Linked DNA regions of Mus musculus: region 1 is linked to region 2. The links are chromatin loops, found by intact Hi-C in ENCODE. Cell type or tissue: heart. All regions are shown on one strand. Each heading gives the region's core, and the rest is flanking DNA. Links, peaks and the distances in the headings are about the cores only. Region 1 overlaps Coro7 (coronin 7). Region 2 has its middle 1.7 kb from the start of Cdip1.

The links. A loop is a pair of places that touch in the nucleus more often than their neighbours do. Peaks named below come from ENCODE experiments on the same cell type or tissue, not always from the same donor. Only the 100,000 strongest peaks of a DNase experiment are listed, where the experiment ranks them.
Region 1: a loop joins it to region 2, with 5 times the contacts of the local background. A loop is called at or near these places in 6 of 42 quality-filtered maps.

Annotation. Positions count from the first base shown.
Region 1 is chr16:4,628,298-4,631,207 of GRCm38, forward strand. Coro7 (coronin 7) reads right to left here. Exons shown (of 28, transcript NM_030205.4): 22 at 2,067-2,208; 23 at 1,891-1,980; 24 at 759-875; 25 at 379-514. Among named protein-coding and RNA genes, the nearest start is that of Pam16, 4.8 kb to the left of the region's middle. In heart, for the core only: a CTCF peak has its summit at 1,805 (motif pointing right); a DNase peak (open chromatin) is centred at 1,834; H3K27ac peaks cover 558 bases.
Region 2 is chr16:4,790,161-4,793,070 of GRCm38, forward strand. It overlaps a transcript of Cdip1 not described here. Among named protein-coding and RNA genes, the nearest start is that of Cdip1, 1.7 kb to the left of the region's middle. In heart, for the core only: a CTCF peak has its summit at 1,364 (motif pointing left); no DNase peak of the experiment used is centred there; H3K4me3 peaks cover 325 bases; H3K27ac peaks cover 315 bases.

The DNA of each region.
Region 1 (2,910 bases), core at 263-2,762, 160 kb before region 2:
ATCAAAGAAGGTGCTGTTTAGAATCAACCCTCAGGGAATTTGCTGGCACAGATCAAAGAAGTGGCATTAACAAGTTATTAAAGCCCCTGTTCACCAGGCCTGCCCATAGCACCAGGATATGTATATGTAAGGATACTGCATGTGTTAAGTATACAACACATGCATGTGTGTGTACATATGCATATGTGCTAGGATAAAACACAAGCCACAGAACTTGCTCTCCAGGGGTTCAGAGACTGGGTCTGGAGACATGTCTAACATCCTTAGGAGGTCTGTGGCAGCAGGAACGAAGGACTGTACTTGGGCCTCCTGTTCCTCCTTCCACCCCTGTCCAGATTCCCCGCCCCTGCTGTCTCCCCGTTTTATTCCTTACTCTACCTGGGGTCATGCCAGGGGGCTGCAAACTCAGTAGCCGGGGCTGTCCATTAGCACCCTCAAACCAGGCTTTGGCACTGAGTGCTGGCTCCCAGGTCACAGCTGTGTCCGGGAACACATCATCCTGGAAGAATTCTTTCTGCAGAGGGTGAAGGGGCTGTCCTGAGACACTGACCAGCAGCCCAGGACACAGAGGCCTGAGACCTGGCCCCACCCATGCTGGCATTCACATGCTCTGCAGAACTTCAGTAGAATACGAAGGCAGATATTCCCTCCAAAGTAGACAGCTGGGAGGTTTGGGTGCAAGAACAGGTAAGAACTTAAATTCCTTGGTCTCTGGCCAGCCACTAAAAGAGGAGCTTGAGTGCTTGACCCAAACTCACTCTGACCCGGGGCAGCCGGAAAGCAACAGGCTCCAAGGAGGTCTGGCGCAGCCGCAGGCATCGGGCAAACTCCACATCCTGAATGTCACACTCAGTCTTGGGCAGAAGGACAAAACCCTAGGGGGAGTGAGGAAGCAGGAGCTAGAGTCAATCCTCCTGGGTGGGGCCTCCTGGAGTAGCAGAATTCCTTAGGCCCAGACACGCCTGCCCTCAGGGAGCCGTGGTGCTCTGAATGAGAATCTTTCCATGGGCTCATCTATTTGAATGGCTGATTCTCAGAAAGTGGAGCTAAACAGGCTAAAGAGGCATTGCCTTGTTGGAAGAGGTTGCCACTGTGAACGGGCTTAGAGGTTTTAGAAACCCATGCCTTTCCACACTTGGCTCTCCCTCCTCACCTGCTGCCCGTCTCCCTGCCACGATGGTCACGACCTACCTCTGAATCAGTGAGCAAGCCCACAGTTAAATGTGTTCTTTTATAAAAGTTGCCTTGGCCATGGTGTCTCTCCGCAGCAACAGGAAAGTAACTAAGTAACTAAAGTACTGGTGTGCTGTCAATGGGAATAGCTAGTGCTTTTAAGGGAAAAAGACCAGATATGTAGCACTGGCCTATTTCTACAGAGAACAAAAGTCCCACCAAGTCCTACTTCAAGCAGTTGAAAAGAGATGTGAGGGGTATGCTACTGTGGGAGGGACATGCCACTGTGGGACAGTCCCCTGAGAGTTTAACACACATGCACACCACATCAAGATAAGCAAGCAACTAAAGAGAATCTGTTTCCTTGGATTTCTGTTTGACTGACTGAGACAAAGTTTCACCATAGCACCCAAGTTGGTCTCAACTCATGATCCTCCTACCTTGGCCTCCAGAGAAGTGGTATGACGGGTATGTGCCACCATGCCTGGTTCATTTAACTTAACCTTATATGGTTTAATTTGTAGTAGTGGCTGAATATAAAGCCAGCTCTCCAAACTCCTGGATTACTACAGTCTGCTCTATCTGCTGCTGGGCACAGGACCTCGGCTCTCCTGACCCCCATTGGCTCCTGCACTTCCACACATGGCCACGAGGGGGCACGGAAACCTTGCAGTGCAGCTTAGGGACAGGAGGTTCAGTGGTGAGGGTGATTATCACCTTGTGAGGGTCAGGTGATGTGAAGCTGTTGCACTCCAGGAAGAAAGGGGCCTCCGGGAGCACCTCATACAGGAACACACGGGTATCACCCTGGGGGACAGAGGGGAGGCTATGAAAGGAAAGCACCCAGCCTCATCAGACCCTGCCCGACCCCCAGCCAGTCCATTCCAGCTAACCTTGCCAGTGAGAAGCACCAGGCCTGTGTCAGGGTCATAGCTGGGAAGCAGGGTCGAGGGAGCTACATCGAGGCCCAGCAGTGCTGAAGGGCCTTGTGCCAGGGCGTCAGCTATGTACAACTGTAGCTGGCGTTCACTCCGGCTGCCAAGGAGTCAGGGGTAGAGCAGATTCTTAGAGCTGAAGAGGCCTGAGGTAGGGCAAAGACTCCTACAGAGACCCTGCTCCTTTCTGGGCTGCATAGCCTAAGGGCCAGTAATCAAAGGAGAGATGAGTCTAGCCCTTAGAAGTGGCCTGGTGGGGGAAACAGTGTCCAACTTCCTGTTTGGCCTCCACTTGTCTTGTCCTCTATACAACCCTGGCCCCAGTGACTAGCCTGATCTACTGCGGCCTCCTGTCTGGCCTTCTTCCCTCATGGTCTGTGTTGCACCCTCAGCTCCAGCAAGGCTGGACGTCTCCCCTGCAGTTCAGCCTTTCTCCTCAGGCTTGGATGACCCAGATCATATGATACCTTCCTTGGGATGCCCTCCCCAATCCATCATGCAAAGTACCCGAGGCCCACCCCTCAGGCCTCTCCTGTGGGTTCTCTTCCCTGTGTTCTACCTGGTCTCCATCAGGCAAGGGTTCCTGGGCCTGACCTTACCCTCTGAATCCCGTTATGACATATTTCTTCTCCAATACTTCCTCCCACCCAACCAATTGCCTACCTATTCATCTGTCTAATCATTTACCAATTTATCTACCCATCACTCGATAATCCACTGATCCATTGAATGTACACACACACACACACACACACACACACACACACACACCAACCTCATTTATCCATTCTTCCATTTAATC
Region 2 (2,910 bases), core at 275-2,774:
CAGCCCCTCACCGGCCAAGCGCTGCCGCAGGAAAGGCTGCCTCAGCCCCGTAGCTGTCCAGAGGGAACCGCAAGGCTGTGGAGAAAGGCCCAACCTCCTGGCCTCTCGCCTTAGGGCGGGGCTTCGCGCCTCACGCAATGAGCTTGGATGACGTCAGTGGAGGCCCGTTGCGGGTGGGAGACGAACGAGTGGTAGTTCCCCAGGCCTTTATGATGGGGGGGGGAAAGGCTCGAAAGAAAGATGGTGGTGCTAGCGCTCCCTCAGGCCAGCCAGCCAGGCGTGCTGCGCACCCCAAGAGTTGAGGGAGAGCTACCACCCTTGCCCTAAGCTGCCTGGGCTTTCATGAAGCTGTGAACCACACCAGCTGTCCCTGCCCTCACACAGATTCCACTCTGACAGACAATACACAAATAAGCCACAAAATGACCAGCATCTCAAAGGAAAGCAACAGGATGTCCCAACAGAATTAGAGTGTTGCCTCTGAGTAGGGAAGGTAGGAAAGGCTATGTTGGGATGAGGTGTGAAGTAAAGAAAGAGACTGGCAGTCGTGGCGCACGCCTTTAATCCCAGCCCTCGGGAGGCAGAGGCAGGCAGGTTTCTTAGTTCGAGGCCAGCCTGGTCTACAGAGTGAGTTCCAGGACAGCCAGGGCTATACAGAGAACTCTGTCTCCAAAAAACAAACAACAACAACAACAAAAAAAAACAAAAACAAAAAAAAAAAGAAAGAAAAGAAAGAAGACTGGTATAGATGAACTTTTGAAAGGCACTTTGGCCAGCAAGGTGAAGACTGGAAGACAGCACCAAGGTCATCAATGAAGTTTGGATTTATTGCACATGGAAACTAAAGCTCTCTTCTTTTTCTTTTGTATTTGTGTGTGTGTGAGGCACGCATGTATGTCAAAGGGCAACTTTCAGGAGTCAGGCCTCCTTCCAGCATGTGGGCTTTGGTTCTCACTCAGGTCTTCCAAAATGGCAAAGACCCATGAGCCATCTCACGGATCCTTTTGTATGTTTAGGCAGGGTGTTCCTCTGAGTCTTTCAGGCTCACAACCATCCTCCTACCGCTCAGTCTGTCAAGTGCTGGGATTACAGGCAGGGAGACATCACAATTTGAGGAGTTTTAAGCATTAGAACTACAACTGAGTTTCATTGGTCACGGGTTTTGTACTGCACATTTCATCTGACCAGTAACATATTATTCCAAAATCAATACTTGTATTTTCACGTTTATTCATGGACATATGGATCCTGTGCATTGTTAACTGAGGTTAATTAAGAGCAACCTGTTAACAAAATATTGCATGTATAGTGTTAGTGGTTTTGTTGTTTAAAATGGCCCTAAGGGTAGAGTTGAAGTGCCATCTAGTGTTTCTAAGTAAAACTAGATTTGATGTCCTTTGTGTGAATTATACCCGTTAATGATTAACTTGGAATTACCAGTAATCATCAGTGTAACATTAAAGAAATAAAAGCACTTCCCCTTTGAGTCCTTCAATCAAGAACAAGCTCAGAGTTTTTTGTTTTTGTTTTTTCATTTATTTTATGTATAAGTTCTCTATCTGCATGTACACCTGCATGCCAGAAGAGAGCATTAGATCACATTACAGATGGTTGTTAGCCATCATGTGGTTGCTGGGAATTGAACTCAGGACCGCTGGAAGAGCAGCAATTCCTGAGCCAGTTCTCTAGCTCCACAAGTTTAGGTTTTAATTCTGTACTTCATGCTTCTTGTGCCTTCCGTCCTCTGTTGTCTGAATTTGTGACTGCTTGAAGGCTGTCTTGTGAAGGTTTGTTCCTGTGTTTTTGTGTCTCTGTGTCTGTTGTATGAGCTGTGTGTTTGTCTGTACCTAACAAAGAGTACTCTGTCTTATTGAATAGTACAGAAGACATCATGTGGGTTACAGTTATAGAAAACTTCGACAGTTTTACAAGGCGTTAAGTCACTGGGTCCTCCTGATCCCAACCCACCCAGATAAAAAAACACCATTGTTCAACAACCAATATCTTAGACAATGCTTTCAAACTTTGTTGTAGATTTTAAGAAGTTTCTCTCAACCTCTATTGCTTTCAGCAAATGATACACAAGTATTATCTGGGTAGGAGGCATGGAAGTACACATAATCTAAGATCATAGCTATGAGTTTAGGTTGTAATGTTAATTATTTGAGAAACCCAAGGCAAGTTAAGGATTATTACATTGCATTTTTTGTTTGGTTGGTTGTTTTGTTTTTTTTTTTTTTTTTTTTTTTGAGACAGGGTTTCTCTGTGTAGCCCTGGCTGTCCTGGAACTTATTCTGTAGACCAGGCTGGCCTTGAACTCAGAAATCTGCCTGTCTCTGCCACTGAAGTGCTGGGACTAAAGGCATGTGCCACCATTGCCCAGCACATTGTCCTCTTAAAGACAGTTTAAACAGTTTGAGTTCACAGTAGGATAGCAGCCTTAAGTGCTAAGGTTTTAATTAAGGTATTAACTTTGGCTATGAGGTCCAGCAAAAGTCCCAGACTCTAGAGTGTAAAAGATATTTTCAGAATATTGCATTGCCACAGTGCCTTAGAAAAATGTACTAGATGAGTTTTGTGTAGGCTTGGCTTTAAGTTTAATTAAACAGAACCAGTAATATATGTTAAATAAAGTGTCTTTAAACATAAACACTCAAAAACACCAAAAACCAAGGTTGTATACTGATTAGTTGACAAAAGAAAAATGATGTTGTAGTCTCTGGCTACAACAATTACTAATTATTTGTAGTAATTTGATAGACTATAGCTACCTCAAATTCTAACTATTTGTGATTTGACTGATACTTCATGGCCTCATTCTGACTAATGTGTAAACAATGATTTAGACCAAGGCTAGCATGTAGGAAGCTGGAATGCATGCACATAATGCAATTAAAATTTTTCTACTAA